4 separate regions of the Homo sapiens genome follow, and all the other regions are linked to region 1. A link is a contact called in ENCODE Hi-C or POLR2A ChIA-PET data. All regions are on one chromosome and are shown on one strand. Each heading gives the region's core, a stretch centred on a gene start or an enhancer-like site at or near the end of the contact. The rest is flanking DNA. Distances are from core to core; before and after follow the strand shown.

What was found. Hi-C counts contacts between places; a loop is a spot of excess contacts on that map. ChIA-PET counts read pairs that join two places held with the same protein, here RNA polymerase II (POLR2A). Pooled maps may share reads with other maps.
Region 2: a pooled map shows a loop between it and region 1 (11-fold over the local background). The contact joins the promoter of BNIP3 here to the promoter of BUB3 in region 1. A Hi-C loop is called at or near these places in 7 of 50 pooled maps.
Region 3: a map of ascending aorta shows a loop between it and region 1 (7-fold over the local background). The contact joins the promoter of C10orf143 here to the promoter of BUB3 in region 1. A Hi-C loop is called at or near these places in 3 of 168 maps with a recorded cell type or tissue (ascending aorta and naive thymus-derived CD4-positive, alpha-beta T cell), 1 of 37 single-sample maps with no recorded cell type and 16 of 50 pooled maps. POLR2A ChIA-PET finds 5 or more read pairs at or near these places in 1 of 52 experiments (activated CD4-positive, alpha-beta memory T cell).
Region 4: a map of naive thymus-derived CD4-positive, alpha-beta T cell shows a loop between it and region 1 (13-fold over the local background). The contact joins the promoter of CASC2 here to the promoter of BUB3 in region 1. A Hi-C loop is called at or near these places in 1 of 168 maps with a recorded cell type or tissue (naive thymus-derived CD4-positive, alpha-beta T cell) and 8 of 50 pooled maps. POLR2A ChIA-PET finds 5 or more read pairs at or near these places in 1 of 52 experiments (activated CD4-positive, alpha-beta T cell).

Annotation. Positions count from the first base shown.
Region 1 is chr10:123,151,447-123,156,285 of GRCh38, reverse strand. It overlaps BUB3 (BUB3 mitotic checkpoint protein), which reads right to left and starts at 1,884. Exons shown (of 8, transcript NM_004725.4): 1 at 1,801-1,884; 2 at 1,174-1,368; 3 at 559-628. The coding sequence starts at 1,368. RefSeq lists enhancers at 1,234-1,303, 2,034-2,193, 2,030-2,199, 1,919-2,213, 4,835-4,839 and a cis regulatory region at 2,114.
Region 2 is chr10:131,979,319-131,984,157 of GRCh38, reverse strand. It overlaps BNIP3 (BCL2 interacting protein 3), which reads left to right and starts at 2,235. Exons shown (of 6, transcript NM_004052.4): 1 at 2,235-2,397. The coding sequence starts at 2,352. RefSeq lists silencers at 1,565-1,684, 1,725-1,914, 1,965-2,264, 2,495-2,724 and an enhancer at 2,132-3,056.
Region 3 is chr10:130,108,602-130,113,440 of GRCh38, reverse strand. C10orf143 (chromosome 10 open reading frame 143) reads left to right here and starts at 2,611. Exons shown (of 4, transcript NM_001355042.2): 1 at 2,611-2,737. The coding sequence starts at 2,669. It overlaps LOC102724883 (a long non-coding RNA gene), which reads right to left and starts at 2,148. Exons shown (of 3, transcript NR_188169.1): 1 at 1,325-2,148; 2 at 59-123. It also overlaps the pseudogene CTAGE7P. RefSeq lists enhancers at 1,307-1,436, 1,917-2,246, 3,107-3,286, 3,447-3,556, 4,147-4,406 and a silencer at 2,537-2,916.
Region 4 is chr10:118,044,003-118,048,841 of GRCh38, reverse strand. CASC2 (cancer susceptibility 2) reads right to left here and starts at 2,021. Exons shown (of 4, transcript NR_026940.1): 1 at 1,739-2,021. It overlaps RAB11FIP2 (RAB11 family interacting protein 2), which reads left to right and starts at 1,901. Exons shown (of 5, transcript NM_014904.3): 1 at 1,901-3,031. The coding sequence starts at 2,679. RefSeq lists a silencer at 1,974-2,463.

The DNA.
Region 1 (4,839 bases), core at 635-3,134:
TTTGAGTAAGTCATTTCATATCTGGATCTCTAAGAAATTACTTAACCGAAAGGAAATGTATCATCTAGTTACTCATTCAAAAAATGCAACGGAAACATATTTTGCTAAATACCTAAAACAAACACAATTAATATAGACATGATTGCCTATTTTTTGTCAGGTTTTAAATCTACCTTTAGCTTCTGAAAACTAAATTAGCTTCTAAAAACTGAACTCTCAAAACATCAGCATTGTAGTGGAAAATCCTAATGAAACGCTGGCCAGTCTGGGATCCAGCCCACTTCTAAGGACAAAATAAAGGCCAAATACTTGAGTGTCAATTTATGTAAACACTGACAATGGCGACCATAACTGGCTTTACTGCAAAAATACATGCATAATATTCTGTAATCAGTAACTTAATGGTTATCATTTAAATTAAAAAAATCCTAAATTCAAGCCACCTGTACTTAAGCAACTTAGTAACTAAGCAATTTAGGAACCACTCTTCCTACATAAACATTTATACTTAAGAACACTAGCCAAGAAAACAAACTGGTAAAGATATGGTCACATTACCTTGATCAGTGTTCAAATCATGCATTTTCAATTGATGATCTAGTCCTCCACTCCAGGCATGCGTTGGATCCTATAAAATAGTTTTGAACCGTTTAAAAACTAGAACTTTTGAAAGGGTTTCAACATTCTTATTTCTACAAGCAAGTGTTCAGTTTATGCTCGGGATATGCACTGGGCTCAACTATTCATGGTAAACAAACCAAAAAACAGCATAAAAAAGCAAGTGGTCACTAAACTCCTGTGTCTGGAAATTAAAGGAGGGCTGCTTTATCCTAGCCAACACGCTAGCTGAGGGTAAACATACATTTCCCCTAAACGGTTCCTTTCAATACGGCAGCCAAAACAGTATTGTTGCAAATATAATGATCGTATTTTCAGAAAGTTTAGAGTTACTCCACAAGCGTGTAACAGAAAAGGGGAGACGGAGTTTCCAATGTCTGCATGTCTCCAACCCAAAACGGTACAGGTTCAAGGCAGATGCTCCTGAAAAGCTAAAGAACTGTCCAAATAACCCCACCGACAGACGCCTCTACCCAACACTGGAAAAGAAACGCTCCTCACGTGGAGAATCGTTAACACAGTAAGAGGGCAGGAGCAGGGCGGGAGGGCACCTACGTAGAAGGCGCAGTCCAGGACGGCGCCGGTGTGCTGGTACTTGAGCCGCATGGAGTTGGCCGGCACATCGTAGAGACGCACGGACGTGTCCCAGGAGGAGACAAGCAGGAACTGGGAGGTGTTGGGGCTGAACTTCACGGAGGAGATGCCATCCTCGGGTGGCTGGTTCAGCTTGAACTCGTTAGAACCGGTCATCTGCAGAACAGGCGCCCAGAGTCCCCAGGGGTCCCGCGGGCTGGGGCTGCGCACTGACAGCCTGGCACTGGGGGTCCCCCCAGAGGGAGGGGCCGAGAGGACGACCGCGAGGAGACTCTGCGCTTGCGCCTGCGCCGAGCACTCGCCCGCCAAGGTCCGGACTCGCCCCATCATCCGGCCCCCGCCGCGCCCAAACCGGCCCAGCCCGCACCGCCGTCCCCCTAAACCCAGCCCGGCCCACAGCGATGCCCGGACCCCAGACTGTTCCCTTTCCCCTCTCCCGGGGTCCCGTCGCCCCGGGCACTCCTAAAAATAAAGGGAAAACAACAGAAACGAAACGGGATCCCCTGCGAATCGAACGGCCCTGCCAGTTGCGGACCCGGGAAGTCCCTGGAGAGCCCGCTCCCGCACACCGTCGCCTCGCCTCCCTACCTTGGGCTCCCCTCAGAAGCAACGTTTCCACTACTCGCCACTCGCTGCGGCCGCCGCCGCCTCCTTGCTTCCCTCAGAACACTCGCAGGCTAGGCGAAGGAGGCGGAGAGGAAGCTCCAGTGTAGACCTGCCATTGGCTGATTTCAAACGCCAACGTCTCAGTCTAGGGGGCCGATTGGTCCGCTCAGCTGCCCAGCATCGGTCAACCCAGTCATCCTGTTCCGGCTCAAAGGGAAACCGCTGCTTTTCCGATCACGTGGGCTCATTTTACCACCGCGCTGGGGCATCAGCGTTCGAGCTGGACGCGTGGAAACTACACCTCCCAAGGAGCATCGCGCCAAGGCTCTGTTCATGCCCTCTCCCGCCTGCGTATGGCATTCTGGGAAATGTAGTTTTCTAGGGGCTGACGCTCTGCCCGCCCTCTTCATAGAAAGCGGGAAAGATCTTTACAGCTCTGTCCATGGCGCCCTCCCCTTGAAGTTAGTCTCTGAAACACAAGAATCCCATTTTGGGCAATACTTATATAGTCCTAAAGTTGTCTCCCTATCCCTGGGCGTGCACACGCCCGTGAAGCTAACCAAAAGTTGATGTAGAGGAGGAAATATTTGCTCTATCAACTGCATTATTTTGCCTTGATTTTTTTTTTCTCATTTCTTGGGAATTTCCACCTATAAACCAGGGTCTCCCATTTCCCATTGTCTCAAGTTCTGCTGAAGAAACCCATTCATATTTATATTATGCTTTATCTCTCCACCCCATCTTTCCACAAACATTTATTGAGCCTCCACTGGCGCCAGGCCTGGTGAGAGGCTCTGGAAAGATGCATGTAATCAGACCAGCCTTTGCCCTTCAGGAACCCCCCTTCAGAAGGGTGAACAGCCTGGGAGACAGTACTCTGCAATGTGTTAAAGCTCCCACCACTTCTTTTAGAGCTCTTTTTTGAAGGGTCCTGAAACGACAGCTACAAGCCTCTCCCCTTCCACTCTGTCCTGCCACTCCCCAAAGTTGCAGGCTCAGTGTGCTCCATTTGCTGTTTTCTAGAATCCTCTAGAAATGAGGATCAAGAAGGTTGCTTGAGTATGAGAAATTATTTTATCTCCATGAAAGAAAAGCAATACTTAATCAGTAGAATGAAGTGACTGAGTTATTCTTGAATGTCAAAGGCTCACTGAAAAATTTCAATTTAATCCATGCTTTAACCGCTTTTTCACTGCCTTTTGTAAAAGAAAAATATATATCGTTTTATTTGATTTTGTGTGAAGTGAGAGAAAATTGTGGGGTTAAAGTGATTAACTTTTAAGGGACATTAATGAGAAAGTGTTGATGATCTTTATGCATTCACACACCCTGAATTGGATGCACCTCTTTCTGTGATTCCTGACACAAGAAACACACATACAACAACAACCTTTCTGCCTACTGCATTGATGACATTACTGCTGAAAGACTCTTGCCCTCCTTCCTTGCCAGTCCTGGTACTTGGTTCTCTATCTCTTCTCTTTCCACAAGTTAATGGCTGAATTCAAAATTTTGAAATGCAGTTCCTTACTTCCATTCTAACTTTAGCTAAATAATTTTACCTCCTGACTTATCTGGTTCCTTCTCCCAGTTGTTTATTTAATTATATTATTGTTCCAAGATTCTGAGCATGAATTACCCACTAATAAAATCTAAGTGTATTTCATTATCCAGTGTGTGTATGATTCAGGTCCCTCTGGGCATGCAGTTGCAGCCCGACTCGATTTGAGTTTTAAGAAACGTCAATCTTTTAAATCCAGTTTAGAGGCTGAAAGGAGGCTGATGATTTTGCTGATTATTCAAATGAATTGATAGTCTTGAGACAGGAAATCTGGCAACAATGGAGTCCTGAACATTTAAATCCAAATGCAAAGTTGTGTGTGTGTGTGTGTGTGTGTGTGTGTGTGTGTGTGTGTGTAAAACCTAGTTACCTGTGAGAGAGGAATTCCTAAGAACTAATTATACTGTTGGATCACGGTTGACAGCTAGTTTCTGGATTAGTAAAAAGAATGAAATATACACATCATGACAAACTGGAAAAGGATCATTCCCTAAAATTTTAAGGGCACAAATCACTGTCATTAAGTGACTGAAATGGCTATAAGAAACCACTTCCTATAAGGGAAACCTACAGAGGATACAGTGACCCAATACTGTTAAAACCATGATCTCTTGTAAAAACTGTAATCTATTGAAATGCAAACAAAAATGATATGGATGGAATATTCCTATAGAAGCAGTTCTTTGGACGCAGTTTGGTTTTTTCGTGGAATATTCCAAGAACATTAGAAAAAATTTCAAAAGGGTCATCTGAAGCAAAAGAATTTCATTGAAACGAAGTATATGTATACGATAAATCACAAGAAAACGAATCCACTGTCTCTTTTATCTGACTACCCAATAGCATAGTTTCTCAGCATGTACTAGGGCCCAGTAAATATTTACTGATGTAAGCTCAGTTGAAATAAATGTAATTGAACTAAGCTAGTGTCGGCAGATGTGTTCTTGGGTAACATCCTTCTGACATCACCCTGGAATAGATTGTGATTTTTATGAAATCTAATGTGAGAAGAAAAAACATGATCTCAAAATGGACAACATGAGATAGAATATGTTTGGCCAGTTTACAAAAAATACTGCGAGTCACATAGATGTTTACAGATATCCTGTATATATTCACAAAATGTAGATGATTTCGATGCCTTGCAGCTCAGAGTCAACTCTCACACGCAAATGTTTTCCTTCTAGCGGATGAGATAGGGCCTCAGCGCTGCGGACTCCAGGCTCCTTTGCATCCGCTCTGCCCAGCCAGAGGCCGGAGGAGCTCGCCCCAGGTGGTGCTGAACCACCGGCTTCCTCCAAGCTCAGGCTTCCTTTTCCGAGGTTTTGCCAAGAACAGGTGGCTGCAATCTATTGGGAGCGAGAATCTGCAATTTGCATGATACTCCCGCGGCTATTCTCTCGGTGCAGCGCCCTCCCAGCCCCTGCGCGGCCGCAGGTGTCAGGGCGAGGAAGTCCGTG
Region 2 (4,839 bases), core at 986-3,485, 8.8 Mb before region 1:
CTGTGATCCCCAGACATCTGGTAGTACCAAAGCCCCATCCTCTTTCGGCAGCTGGAAGTGAGACACTGTGACTCATTTATGTAGTGCCTTCTTTAGTATTCCAGTGGACCTAGAGTCAGTATTTGTTTGCTTTTACTTGGGATGACTGCGAGCATATCTGGCCTATCAGGAAATATTGCTGATGAAACTGCTGCCTCCATCACAGCCCAACAAAAAGCTACTGACTCACTGGCTAAGGCTGCACTGGACGACTGCATTGCTTTCGATTATTAGCTGAGCAAGCAAGTCTATGTATGGTGGCAAATACCTCTTGATGTGCATAAACCCTTTCCACGAAGTAGAAACTCATATGGGAAAAAGTACAAGCCACTAGGCTACACTATTCTGAACAATTCTCCATTTGATTTTCTTCGTAATACTTTTAGTTGACTCCCTCGAATAGGTTCCGTTTTTCATTCTGGCATACACATTCTCTTTTTCATTGTAATCCTTATGTGCACCGTACTTGGTAACATTTTTGTTTTAATAGAGATGGAGTCTTTCTGTGTTGCCAGGTTGGTCTTGAACTATCAGGCTCAAGTGACCCTCCTGCCTTGGGCTCCCCAAATGCTGGGATTACACACAAGAACCACTGCCTGGCCAGCACTACAGTTCTACTATCGAAATTATTAATGCTATGCTATGTATCTCTGGCGGTTTTTTTTTTTTTTTTTTTGAGACAGGGTCTCACACTGTTGCCCAGGCTGGAGGGTAGTGGCCTGATCATGGCTCACTGTAGCCCCTACCTCCTGGGCTCAAGGAATCCTCCCACAGCAGGTGCCACCATACCCAGCTAAGTTTTTTGTATTTTTTTAGGGGAGAGAAAGCGTTTCGCCATATTGCCCAGACTGGTCTCCAACTCCTGGGCTCCAGCGATCCTCCTGCCTCGGCCTCCCAAAGTGCTGAGATGAAAGACATGCGCCCCACACTGGCCTCTGGATGTTTGTTACTCCTGAGAAAACTAAAATCATGGCACTCCAAAGACTAGAGACGATTCAACAGGCAAGAGCAGGGATGAAATGCACGCAGCGACTGAGGTCTGGCTTCGCGGCTCTGTGACCCCGGTTCAGCTTCTGAGCGCCTGGTTCCTTGGCGGGACGCCTCCTCCTTTCCCGCAAGACCAGACACGACTGTCTGGGAAGCAGCGTTTCTGGGGCGCACCTTGACACTTGGATTTGGATCAACAATGCTTTCAAGAAGAAAGACTTTTGATCAAAAGCGGGAAATGAGAAAGCGACTTTCCTCTGAAAAGTGCCTCCCAGTCCCGAGGCTGCGAGGCCCCCACGCCAGGCTGGCTCCCACGGAAGCCGGGCACCCACCCGGCCCGACCAAGCGCCACTCCGCCCCGTGGACGGGGCGTCCCACCCCGGGGACGCCCGCCCCACACCGCGTTTGCACCCCGGAGGCCCCTTGCCGCAGAGGCGGACGGCGCGCCTCTCCCGGGCCCCTGGGGTCCGCGCCTCCCTCGGGCAGACTCTTTCGACTCTGCTCGAGCCTCCGCTTCTTCCTGCGGGCGGACGCCCCGGACACAACGGGCCCCGCTGTTCACGCAGGGGCGCCCCGGCGGGGCGGGCAAAGACCCGGGGACGCGGTCCCGTCCCGAGACGCTCAGCTCCGGCCCACCGCTCGCAGCTCCCGCCCCGGGCGCAGGTCCCGACCCCACGGGCCGTCTCGGAGCCGCAGCGGCCGCTTCCCTGCACGTCCTCACGCCCCCCGCACGGACGCCGCCAGCCCCGCGCCTCAGTTTCCCCACTAGCAGGATGGAAAGACGGGCCCCGCCCCGAAGCGTAGCGGCGTCTCCGTGGTAGCCAGTGCCCAGAGAGTCCGCCGGTCCCACCGCCCCTTCAAAGGAGAACCCGGCCCACCGCCCGCCGCGGCGGCGACCGCGCAGCCCACTCGTCACGCGGCCCGCGGCGTCCAGCCCGGGCCGGCTCACCTCAGGCGGTCGCTGCCGCCCTCGCGCCTGCGCGCCCCTCGCCCCGCCCCTCTCCCCGCCCGCGTCCCGCGCACCGCAGGCCTCTGCCCCTCGCCCACCGCAGGACCCGCCCCGCGCACGCGCCGCACGTGCCACACGCACCCCACGCCCCTGCGCACGCGCAGGCCCCAAGTCGCGGCCAATGGGCGACGCGGCCGCAGATCCGCCCGGCCCCGCCCTGCCCTGTGAGTTCCTCCGGCCGGGCTGCGGGGCTCCGCTCAGTCCGGGAGCGCAGCTGGGCCGCGGCGCTCCGACCTCCGCTTTCCCACCGCCCGCAGCTGAAGCACATCCCGCAGCCCGGCGCGGACTCCGATCGCCGCAGTTGCCCTCTGGCGCCATGTCGCAGAACGGAGCGCCCGGGATGCAGGAGGAGAGCCTGCAGGGTGAGGCGGAGGAGGCGGCGCGGGAGCCGAGGGGGCGCGGGGGGGAAGCCTGGGGAAGGCCAAGAGGGCGCCAAGGGGAGGTTGCCGGGGAGGCCTAGGGGGCATCGCGGGCCGGGCGAGGCTGCGCCATCCTCCCCTTCCGTACCCACCCCTCCTGCGGGCATGCGGAGCCCGGGGCGTGGGGACCCCGCGTACTGCCCGGGGTTCGCGGCCTCGCCACTCGGGCGGGGGTTGGCTTGGACCCGGGTCGGACCGCACGGGAAAGCCCCGATTCTCCAGCTCCGCGCGAGCTAGAATTCCACCTGGAGGTGAATCTGCGTCTCGCAGTTGGACCGAACAGCCTCAAAGTCCACGTTGCCCTCCGCGGTCTGTAGTTCAGACCAGTATTGGTTTTAATGACCAAACACCAAGGCGTGGCAAGTGGCCTGTTATGAGCTTTAATTTTGTTATTAATGTTTATATCCATGGTGACTGTTAGGATTTCCTCAAGGGTGAACGCGGAGATGGGAGGGGGTTACAGCGTTTTTAAAATATGGCATTAAATGGGCATGTTCCAATTTCACTAGAGGGTCGTTCCAAAACAAAGCTTTAAATGACTTACGGGTTAAGAAAACACAAGCAAAAGGACGCTGCCCGTGCAGCACTCAGTCGTTACAGCCTGCCTAATGCCCGAGTAGAGGCTCGCTGTGTGCCCTTGGCTAGATTCGCAAGACCATCCGTTCACGCAGCGGGAAACGCAGGCCCGGGGTGCAGGACTTGCCCCACGCACAGCCGGGTGGCGTGGAGACCCACCCCACCCGGTGGGTCCGCGTCAGAGTCCAGACGAGCCTTTGCTCAGGGAAGCGGGCACTGAAGCCGCCTTCCCAGGGTCCCTAGGGCCAAAGCCTCGGAGGAGGGACCTGGTGGCAGCTGACCTTTGTGTTCTTTGAAGCCAGAGTTTACTAAGCAAAATTAGCATGTAAATAAGCTTGGGAAAGGACTGCTGAAACCTCTGACAGTGAACTTTTAATCTTCATTGAGAGTTTTTAAAACCATATATTCACATAAATTTAGTGAGTTGCTAATTTTATTACAAAAAAAAAGATTTTACTAGGCAGGACTTAGTTACCGTAATATATTGAATAATATATATATATACATATGAACACTACAAGCTTTTTTTTTTTACCTTTTTTTTTTTTTAAGAGACGGGGTCTCACTGTGTTGCCCAGGCTGGTCTGAACTGGGCTCAAGCGATCCTCCCGCCTCGGCCTCCCAAAGTGCTGGGATTATAGGCCTGAGCCACCAGGCGCGCCTGGCCTAAAACCATATTCTTTAAAATCCTGTAATTCGGATTTTTCCTCTTGAAATTTAAACATTGGCTAATTACTATTTTGAAATAGATTAAGAGGTGTTTTCCTATCTTTTGTCATAAAATAAAGTCCAAGGGATGTTTTTATAAACTCTTTGCCATAAAATCACCCATTTTCCGGTTGTGAAGCCGCGTTACTCCTGACATTGTGCGTTTCACTGTCCGGCTGGGATCTGGGCGCTGGGAGGTGGAGGGGGCTCCGGGGGGCTCGGTCCTCTCTCCAATATGTAACTTACACAGGCTGCTGAGTCATTGGCAGTGCAAGGCGGCCAGCGCCGGAGTTACGAGATTTTTGTTTTTCTGTTTTGTTTATTCTATAAAAAGATAGTTACCCGCGGGGTGGATCCCATGTAGGCGATTCCTTGGGCCGCCCTGAGTGTCCGCGCGGCAGGACGGGGCCACTGTGGGCTCGGCGTGGGCGGGGTTGGCCGGTCCCGCGGGCTCCAGCTGCCTGCAAATCCGGGACGGAGCGGTGGCTCAGGCAGCGCTCACCTCTGCCTGTCCGATTTCACTGCCCCTTGTTGACCTCGGAACAGAGAACAATGGGAGCCTTGCAGCCAGACCCACGGATGGAAGCAGCAAGCACTCTCTCCTCTGAGTGTACCCTCTGGGGCCAACTGCTTTTCCTAAAGAGTTAATGGCAAAATGGGCTGATTCTGTTCCTTTCTATCTCTTGATCATTCTAGCTAAAGTTGTTGACTCGCAGGATGCTCGTATTTGTCCTTTTCCTTTTTTTTACAAGCCCAGTCTTACTCCCCCAGGCTGGAGTGCAGTAGCACAATCATTATAGCTCACTGTAGCCATGAACTTGGCCCTTTTCTCCTAGACATGTCACTGCTAACATGCAGGAGAGGTAGGATTCTGTGACGAGACCGTGTCACGGTGGCGGGGGCATCACTTCCTTGAAGGACCCACTGTCTTCACCAGGAGGGCATCAGTTCAGTAAAGTGCATGCCCATTTACTCTGGAGGGCCGTGTTTAATAATCCAAGCCCTCACCTCTTCACCCACTGCTGTGTCTGCAACTGGCAGATGGTTCTCTCTCTTGTCAGAGGCAACTCACCATGGGCAAAGTTGTATGAGGGGAAAAGA
Region 3 (4,839 bases), core at 1,362-3,861, 7.0 Mb before region 1:
ACTGGAGTCACTAAATGCTAAGGATTCATGCTACCAAACTGAAACCTGGGTTGCTTACTTGTAAGATCTTCTGAGAAATCAGGAGAGGGATGAAAGCCAAATTACATTACACCAAGATTTCGTCTACACCTCTATAAGGAAAGTAACCTTGAAATGACTGATCTGCTATTTGTTCATTCTTCCTGCTTTCCTCCACTTTTTCCTGCCTGTCAAACTCACCCACTCGGTCCTCATTGGAGCACCTTTCTATCTTGTAGACTGCCTGGTGCATGCAATGCTATTAAAAACCAATCAGATCTTTGAAACTAAATTTGTTGAAATTTTGTTCTTATACACATCTGAAAAGCAGCCATCAGTATAAAGGCCAGCGAATCAAAAGTGGGTAACAAAGCAAGTCATCTAATCTAAACTGCAAGACAAGCATTTTGAGAGGCCTACAACATACCTTATTTTCAATTCTGAAATGCAGAAAGTCCTCCAAATTAGTTTTTCCCCACGCTTGGAGTAAACTCATTTGAACTGATATGAGACTATTTACAACCTTTATTTATTTATTGTATTTATTTTATTTGAGACAGGGTCTCACTCTATTGGCCAGGCTGGAGTGCTGTGGTGTGATCACAGCCAACTCACTGCAGCCTCAACCTTCCAGGCCCAAGCAATCTTCCCACCTCAGCCTTCTGAGTAGCTGGTACTACAGGTGGGCGCCATAGTGCCCGGCTAATTTTGTTATTTTTATTTTGTAGAGACGGGGGTCTCACTGTGTTGCCGAGGCTGGTCTCAAACTCCTGGGTTCAAGCAATCCTCCCGCTTTGGCCTTCCAAAGTACTGGGATTACAAGCATGAGCCACTGTGCCTGGCCCTATTTACAACCTTTATATATCCCACTTAGGGTGAATATTTGTGAATACTCACACATTTCTGCTATAGAAACATTGTTTGACTACGGGGGCATACAATATATCTCACCTTTTTTAAACATTCAAAAAATTCTGAATTTCACAAACACATCTGGCCTGAAAGGTTTTTGATAAGGGACTGTGAATCAGTGGTGGCATAATTAGTCTTAGGAGTACTAACTAATAGGAGAAATGTTACATTTGTTAAGTACTTAGTTTGTGTCCAGCATTGTTCTAAGTATCTTCTAGGTAAATGCCTCATGTAATCCTCACGATCTCTATGCTTTATCATCCTATCCTTTATAAATGAGGAAACTGAGGGAGATTAACTATTTAATTTGCTGAGGATCATGCAGCAAATAGCCCGAAGAGGGATTCATGCGTTTCACCATAATGGTTAAGAACAGGGCTTTGTCAAAGGATACCTTCAACTGCAGCAGAATGATGGACTCAAATCACAGAGACACGACAAAGTGACGGGTAGTCAGCTGTGGGTTGGTTCAGAGGCTCAGGCTGTTCCGGCTCTAGGTGATTTCCTGCTTTCCTAGGGTTCCCACCAGCTGCCCTCATGGTGACAAAAAGGCTGCTGCAGCTCCAGGAAACTTACACTGGGCAAGGACAACAGGAAGAAAACAGCCCCCACCCACCCAACTCCCCTTTTAACTAGAAGATCTTTCCCGAAACTCTGCCTCAACAGACCTCGCTTACTTCTCCCTGGCCCGTACTAGGTCGTGTACCCATCGTTAGCCAATCGCTGGCAACGGATTGGCCCCGTTTTAATTTATCCAAAAAAGGCGCCAGTCTGGGCTGTTTGGAGCAGTCAAGGGAGCTCCGTGCTAAGGCAGGAGGGGCCTGGACATGCGGCTGCAGGAGTCCGGGCCTCGGTGCCCTAAGATGAGGGCTCAGTGGTGCTCAGCACCGCGCCGGGCCAGAGACTGAGCCGCCGCCGGCTGTTGAGGGTTGGTTGGCTGAATCCCCGGCAGGGGCCAGGCGGAGCGAACATCACCGCGGCAACTGCCTCCACAGCACACACTCCCGACAGTGGCTGCGCTTTTCCCCTTCAGCACAGCCCAAAGGCCCCGGCAGCTCAGCACCTGCGACCTCCTAGTGCCCTCCAGCCTACGGAGGAGTAGAAGTCCTTCCGGGGCCTCCCAACCAGCAGCCACCAGCCACCAGCCACAAAAGCCGTGAGCCGCGCGGGGCTGGCCTGAAAGCTCTGCGTCTTCCCACCGCGGCAACAGCAGCTCCCACCCGGAAGCGAGGCAGCCCTGCGGACCACAACTCCCAGAAACACCCGCTGTCTCGCTCAAGCTAATTGACCCGCTGCGCCATCTATTAGCCAACCAGCCACAGGGAGACGGCTCCCCACGAGGCCTAACAACCAATCATAAGACAGAGGAGGCGGGCGCTCCTCCAGCCGATCCACGGGGTGTTGTCAAAAGTTTGGCGGGATCCTGAAAGAATGCTTTCTTTAGAGCCCCACGGCTGCTCCTGTGAAGGGAGAAGCGACAAGCAGAGATATGCAGGGACCTCTCTGCGAAGTAATGACTTGGGGCAGACGGACAACGCCCACAGCATCCCAATAGTCTCAGAAGACTCTGGTCTCTGCTACTCCTGCCTGCGGTCCTCGCCTTGGTGCTCTCGCGCTTCCCGCGGCGTCCCGCCCCTCCCTCTCCTTATTGGCTCCCCAGGGCCTTGTGCGGAAGGGGGCGTGGTGCGCGGGCCTCGGCCAGGCCTGAGATGCCGGGAGGGTTTGACCCTGGGGCTGCATGGACAGCTTAGCGCTCGGCCGCTGGCGACAGCGGAGGGCGGAGGATCTGCAGGTTCCGGGGGACGTGGTGAGCCCCCGGGGCCTGGGCGTTAGGGACGGGAGGGCGGATGGCCCCTGGGCGGGTTCCCACCGCGCCTCGTTTTTGCCGGCGCGGCCCTGCCTGTGAGGAGGCCTGGCCCAAGACACTCGCACGCTCGCGTACGTCCCTGGGAGGGCGTGGCCAGTGATGGGCGTGGCCTGTTAGGGCGGGGTTGTGACGCCGCTCTCCCGGTTTCGCGCCTGCGCGGTCGGGCGCGGAGCTCGGGCACCTTCCTGACCCACACGCTCACTGGGGCTCCAGACCCAGGCTCCCTAAAACATGGGCCGAGACTCATTGCAGGACCTCGGGTGCTTGGTATCCGTGTCATGTCTTCTCCTGCCGTCTACACCTGACTGTTCCTGAGTCTCGTTCACTGAGCGCCTGCCACGTGCCAGGCCCAGGGCTGGGTGTTGGGGGACGAGTACGTGGGGAGCGAACACGCGCAGAAAATTACCCGGCATTGAGCGTGTTAGTGCTTCTTGGGCTGAGTCCATTAACTGATGAGCAGAGGGTAAGATGAGATGGTAATGGGGAGACTTGCACAAGATCCCAGGGTGCGTGGGTAAGTCAGGTATGTGTGAGACTTGAAGGATGACCGGGGGTAGGCAGGATGGGAGGTGACAAAAAACAGTGTTGGAGGAAGGAGCTTAGCGTCTTAGGGGCACTGAAAGAAGTACTGCAGGATTGGAGCTGGAAGACAGAGCTGCTTGGCATTCCTGTATTTTATCTTCCACCTCTGCTTGCAAATTGGCCAGTTCTTACTTAACCTCGTTTATTTCAAAGTTCCTCGCTAGGGGCAGCAGTGAGCAGCCAACATACCGCATATTTGCTTTTTTTTTTCTTCTAGAGCTACACAGGCTTGGTAAGTGCAGGATCCGTCTTCCCAGTTAATACAGGCAGCATTTTTTTAGATGTCTTTACTGCGTAGCGGGAATGACTAGCTTTCTACCCTGCACCATCTCTTTCCTCACTACTCACTGCCTGGCCGTGAAGCCAGTACCACTTAGGTTTCTATCACAGCCGCACCCCTCCTCCAGGTACCAATTGTTATATTACTAGGGTGCAGGTTACCCCAGTAATATAGTAATAATATGGTATAGTAATGTAGTATAGTAATAGTATAGTACAGTAATATAGCAGGTTAGGGTGCTTTTGTAACCAAGAGCCTTCAAAGCACGCTGGCCCTAACAAGATGGAAGTTTGATTCTCCTGCACAGAACAGCATGGACGTGAGCAGTCCAGTGGGGTGGAGCCCAGGGTCACTAAATATAGGCGTAGGGCTGGTGGTACCCAGATCAGGGGATATGCGGGGACCTAAGTTCCTTCCCCTCACACCATCCCCTGGGTGTCACCCTCCTCTGCATAGCCAAGGGTGGCTCACTGCTACTGTGCTACCAGATGGCAGAAAAACAAACAGAAAAGTGACATGATTATGCTGATGTGTTGAGACCTTACTTCACTGCCCTGGAAAATGAAAGGTGTGATCAGGGTGCAGGCAGGGAGGCAAGGCTTGTGGCTACAGTAGTGTGTCAGAGGAGAAGTGGCAGAGGTTTGCACAAGAGAGGGCAGTGGGGTGGTGACACTAGAGAGACGTGACTGTGTAGAGGGAGAGCAGACAGTCTCACTGATGGAGTGGCAGTGGCAGGGTAATGTGAAGAGTGGAGTCCAGGGTGTTGTAGGGGTTGACTTGAGCCCTGCGAGGGCAGTACTGCTGCTCCTTGAGAGAAGAGTGGTGTGGAGGCAATGAAGAGCTCCTGTTAGGCCATGCTGTGTTTTCTGCGACTTTGAGACGTTTAGTGGAGACGTGGCAAATACTGCTAGTGATTGAATGGTTATCATGTGGATTATCTGAATTTCTTTAATCAACTAAAATTTATTTAAGCATAAAGTTACTTTCACATTTGTCTACACCTACAGTAAATACAGTTGTTGGCATAAAGACACAGCCTTTAGAATTTAAAGCCTCCCCACCTGCAAGATTACATACGTAAAACTCCCACTGTTGTTTCTATAATAGTGGATTAATCAAATTAAAATAGTTATACTATCGAATAAAATACAATGGAAATAATTTACTTATAAGATTCATA
Region 4 (4,839 bases), core at 772-3,271, 5.1 Mb after region 1:
TAATATAATCAAAAAAGGAAAACATTCTATAGGAAGTCATTTCCTTATTATAATGCAATCCCAGATTCTATTTAGCTCATTTGGTTTGTTTGTTTATTTGCTTTCCCCGGGGGCAAAAATATGTTATTTTCTTATTCTGGCTTAAAAAATTTTAAGTCATAATTTCTGATTTCACCAGTAAAACTAAACAATTTTGGCTCTAGCCAGCTGTTGGGAAAACTCAAAAGAAATTTAGGTGCTACAGAAAGAGAGGTTAGTAATTCCAATTGTTCAGCTCTTGCCTTTAGAGTATTCTCTGAGTTGTGTTGGAGTATGTTATTGAGTTGCTGTGAACTACTGCTGCCAACTTCTACCCTAGAGATGGCTATATTTCAGAGATGAGTGAAATTATATTTGTAAACAAGTTTATAATCATTAATAAAGCTTACCAATTTAAGCTCTTCAGAAATACACATCCACTATTATAATTTTCTATTGTTTAATTACAACCTTTAATAGAGACATGAAGACTTTTAAAATGTATAAGAACTCTAAACTTAATTAAATTTGATTTCATGATGTTTATTTGGTTTTTGTAAGTTTCAGGTGTCAAATTATTTCTCCTTAGAGATCCTGGTGAAATTCCACCATTGACTGTTCCAACGTACTGTTTAAAAATCCCTAAGAATATTTTTCTTTAAAGTTGACAACTGTGCACTCTGGGATCCAGATGCTATATTCGCAGTACGATGATTTTGTTCTGTTTTCCACACATGGCCTTTTCATACACTGTCTCCCAGGGATGAAAAATTCTGCCTTGAATGAGAAGTTTTAAACCTTGCTTGAAAATAATAAACACGATACTTTACATGTTTATGGCCATTTAAGTTAAAAAAACGTGCATTTACATGTATCATATTGTTTTACTCTCAAAATTAGTCTTGTAAAGGGAAAAAAGGCATTAAGTAATTCAGTAAATTGTCTGCTGCATGCTAGCCACTATGAAGGGACTGCATGATAGACAAGGCAGTCCCAAAACTTAGAATTTCCTTGGGAAGGTAAGACACGAACAGAATTAACAGCAATGGGGTGGTACATAAGCGTCTCTTCCAATTGAGAAATAGAGGGGCAAAAGGAGATTTATGTGCCGCATTGTGCTAGGAAAGGCACATGTATTATCCCCTGAAACTCGAAACCCGTGTTTGGGGCATGGTCTCCACATGATTTGCACAGTCCACCACAGTGTGAGTCCCCACGGGGGTCCTTTTGACGTCGAGCCCATAGAGTCGTGATGGAGTCTTAGACATGAGGTAGAACTGGCTTTTTTACTCGTGAAAACACTGAGGCTCATGGAGGTGAAATGACTCGGCCAAGGTCACACACACTGATAGCGGCAGAGGCGCGGCCGGAACCAGGTCTTCTGATGCCAGCCCAGTGCCTCCCTACATCTCTACTCCCTGTGGAAACTATTTGCTTCCCTATCGCCCTTCGTCTGGGTGGGGGATGTCATTTTCAGTCAATTTACGGACTTTTCAAAAAGAGAAGGGTGGATAGGAGATTGGAGAAAAGTTTCCTTTCGGTCAGTGAAGAGGCCTGATTCGTTCCAACACCATTTATGGACCTGCTCCTGCCAGGCACTGGGCATCCAGGACACAGCGAACACAGATCCCCTGCCCTCAAAGACGCCCTAGTTAGGGGCGTCTCCGGGTCTTTGATGACCTCCTCTCACGAGCGGTCCCCAGCCCTCCCCAGGGCTCACCTGCCGGCCTCTGCAGGTACCCACGTCCCTAGGACCCGCCACTGGGCCAGGCCCAAGCAGCATCAAGCCCCGGGTCCCCGCCATTGCGCCCGCGTCGCGCGCCTCCAGTCGCCACGGCAACCAGGGAGGTGCTGACCCCTGACCTCGAGGCCCCGCCCCTTCACGTTCCCGAGACCAACATGGAGAAGGCCAACCCGGAAGTGCCGCCGCAGCCGCCCGCCCGGTGTTAGGAGCCGCCGGCCGGGCCAGGCCGAACCAAGCGCCCGCAGCCCTGCAGCCCGCTGCCCGCCCCACGTCCCGCCGGCGCCGGGGCGGCCGCGTTCCCCGCCCTCCCCCACTCCACCCCTGGCTACCCGCTCCCGCCCGAGAGGAGGAGCTGAGGCGAGGGGGAGGAGGAGGAGGGAGAGGTTTGCGAGAGGGAGCGAGGCCGCGTTAGCCGCCGGCGGTTCGTATTACCGGGGTCGGGAGGAGGAGCCGGGCCGAGCCTGCGGACGAACGCCGGGCGGGCGGGAGGCGCGGAGGCAGCGGAGGCTGCTCGGCCGCAAGGAGGCAGGCGGGAGGCCAGGGGTGCAGAATTGGGGCGGGGGCTCCCTTCACCCCCGCAGCCCTCCGCCCGGGTCCGTGTGGCCAGGCCTCACGTGCCCCGCAGGCCTGGGGAAGGTGGAGACAGGGGCGGGGGTCCGCGCAGAGGCCTGCACGGCGCGGCCAGGTGATGGTGGGCCTCTGTGTTTCTCCAGACGAAAGGGGACCCCCGGAGCGGCCGTGCCCCTGGGCTGCCCCCGCGAGGCGTTTTGACATCAGCCATAGGGAAGTCGGGGAGCCCTGAGCCTGCCTGTTTCCGTTAAGTGTCCTTAGGATGCAGTGATTAAGGAATTAGGCTCTCCCTCCGGGAGGGGCACTGCCTGTGCTAGGGAACTCGGGGGCAGAGAAACAGGACAGGATGATGCTGTCCGAGCAAGCCCAAAAGTGGTTTCCAACCCACGTGCAGGTCACAGTGCTCCAAGCCAAAGATCTGAAGCCAAAAGGCAAAAGTGGTACCAATGACACATACACTATAATTCAGCTGGGCAAGGAAAAGTACTCCACCTCTGTAGCTGAGAAAACCCTTGAGCCAGTTTGGAAGGAGGAGGCCTCTTTCGAGCTACCTGGATTGCTAATTCAGGGAAGTCCAGAGAAATACATTCTTTTCCTTATAGTTATGCACAGGTCCCTGGTGGGTCTGGATAAATTTTTAGGGCAGGTGGCAATCAATCTCAATGACATCTTTGAGGACAAACAAAGAAGGAAAACAGAGTAAGTTATGTAATTTATTTTGAATTTGGGGGAGTTTATATCTTATTTATGGTTTTTCTGTTCTTGGAAATTATCCGTATACTTCGGGCGTTGGTTTTTGGATTGAAATATGATCCAGTTTTAAGCACCATATTTGCATGAATCTGAAGTAAAAGTAGCACTCGTGATGAAATATTTTTTAAATGGAATCATTAATGATCCCTTATTCTTTCTGTTAAACATCTGTCAAATAATTGAATATTTTGTGGTGGATTTTAAGTAAGTTAACATTGTTTCAGTATGAGGACTGGATCACAGTATTGACCAACTAGAACTTCATATAAATTGTTATGGATTTTAAACCTTACAATTATCAATGAAATGGAAGATGAGAAATTAAATCTGGCAATGTAATGTTGATGTGTCGCACTTTGTAGCTGTCAAAAGATAAATCACCAGATTTAGAACTCAGTATTTCGTTTCAGCGTTATAAACACAGCTTTTATTTTAGCTCAGCCATTTTTCAGGGTCAGTGTGCCTTGATGGGAGTCTATACCTGTTAGAAAAAAAAAAAGTTTTAAAAGTATGTACAGACATCCTCAACTTCGAATGCACTTACATTTTCCTTTGAATTTGCAATTACATCAGAGTTATTGTATTCAGAATTGATTTTCCAAAGCTATTGTGTTTAGACCATATTAAATGCTGTAGGATGGAGAGAATGATAAATTTTTGTGATGAAATGATTTGATAACATCTTCAGTGGTCTTTTCAGTATGACTTTTGAGCTTGAGTTAGATACATTTTAATTTAAAAAATCATAATATAAATTAACACTAGGATATTGTGTCTTAAATTGAAAAAAAATATGTTTTTAGAGTTAAGTATACTCACCCCTTCCATAAACTTAAAAGGACATTATATTAATGAAATTAGTGAGAGAAAAATACTGGTTGAACTTCTAAGAGGACTTTCCATTTCCAAAATAGTGTTGGTGTTTTGTTCAGTTATAATTGAATTTATTTACTCTTTAAAAAACTTTCTTACAATGATATTTTTCTTGAAGTTTATGTTAATTCTTTACATTTTAAAACGACTCTCTCTTGTTCTTTTCTGTACATTTCTACTCTCAGGCTTCTCTTGATTGGAGTTTTTTTGTTTCATTTTAAATCAGGTCTTAACCTAAGATTTAATATATGTGGAGTAAAAGTGTAGAGAGATCAGAAATACTAGGAATGCAGGAGGAAAAATGGTACCATTTAATTGAGATGAAAATATTTTAGAAGGAGAGAAAAAGTTAAATGTAAAGTTTAATATATATCAGTGATTTGAATAATAAAATTATTTGATACCTAAAGAGTGGCATTCAGTTTCCTCCGAGGGATTCTTTATCAAATTGAAAGTGAAAAATGGATAATTACCAAATAATCTGTTTCAAATTGCCAATTTTGGGTGACACTTAGTAAATATTTAACGTGTTTTGAATGTAAACTATTAAGTATATTGCACCTTCAAATTCCTCACTTCATTTATAGTACTTTAATATTCATGGATCATGTATTTCAGGCCTTCTCTGAAACATAAATTTTCCTAGTGAAAGTAGGACCAAATGTGAACCCAAGGAGTCTGAGGATGAAATAACCTTTTACAATTTCTTCTTGTTTTACTCCTAGTCCTGGGCAACATCACAGTTACAATACATTTGGTGTGAGCAATACTCTAATATTATGGTCTCTCCTTATAGAAATTCTCTACTGGCTATTATATAAAATTGATTAGAACTTTAGGGGTAAAATGCTTTTAAATGTTATCAACAGGGTTTGTGATGT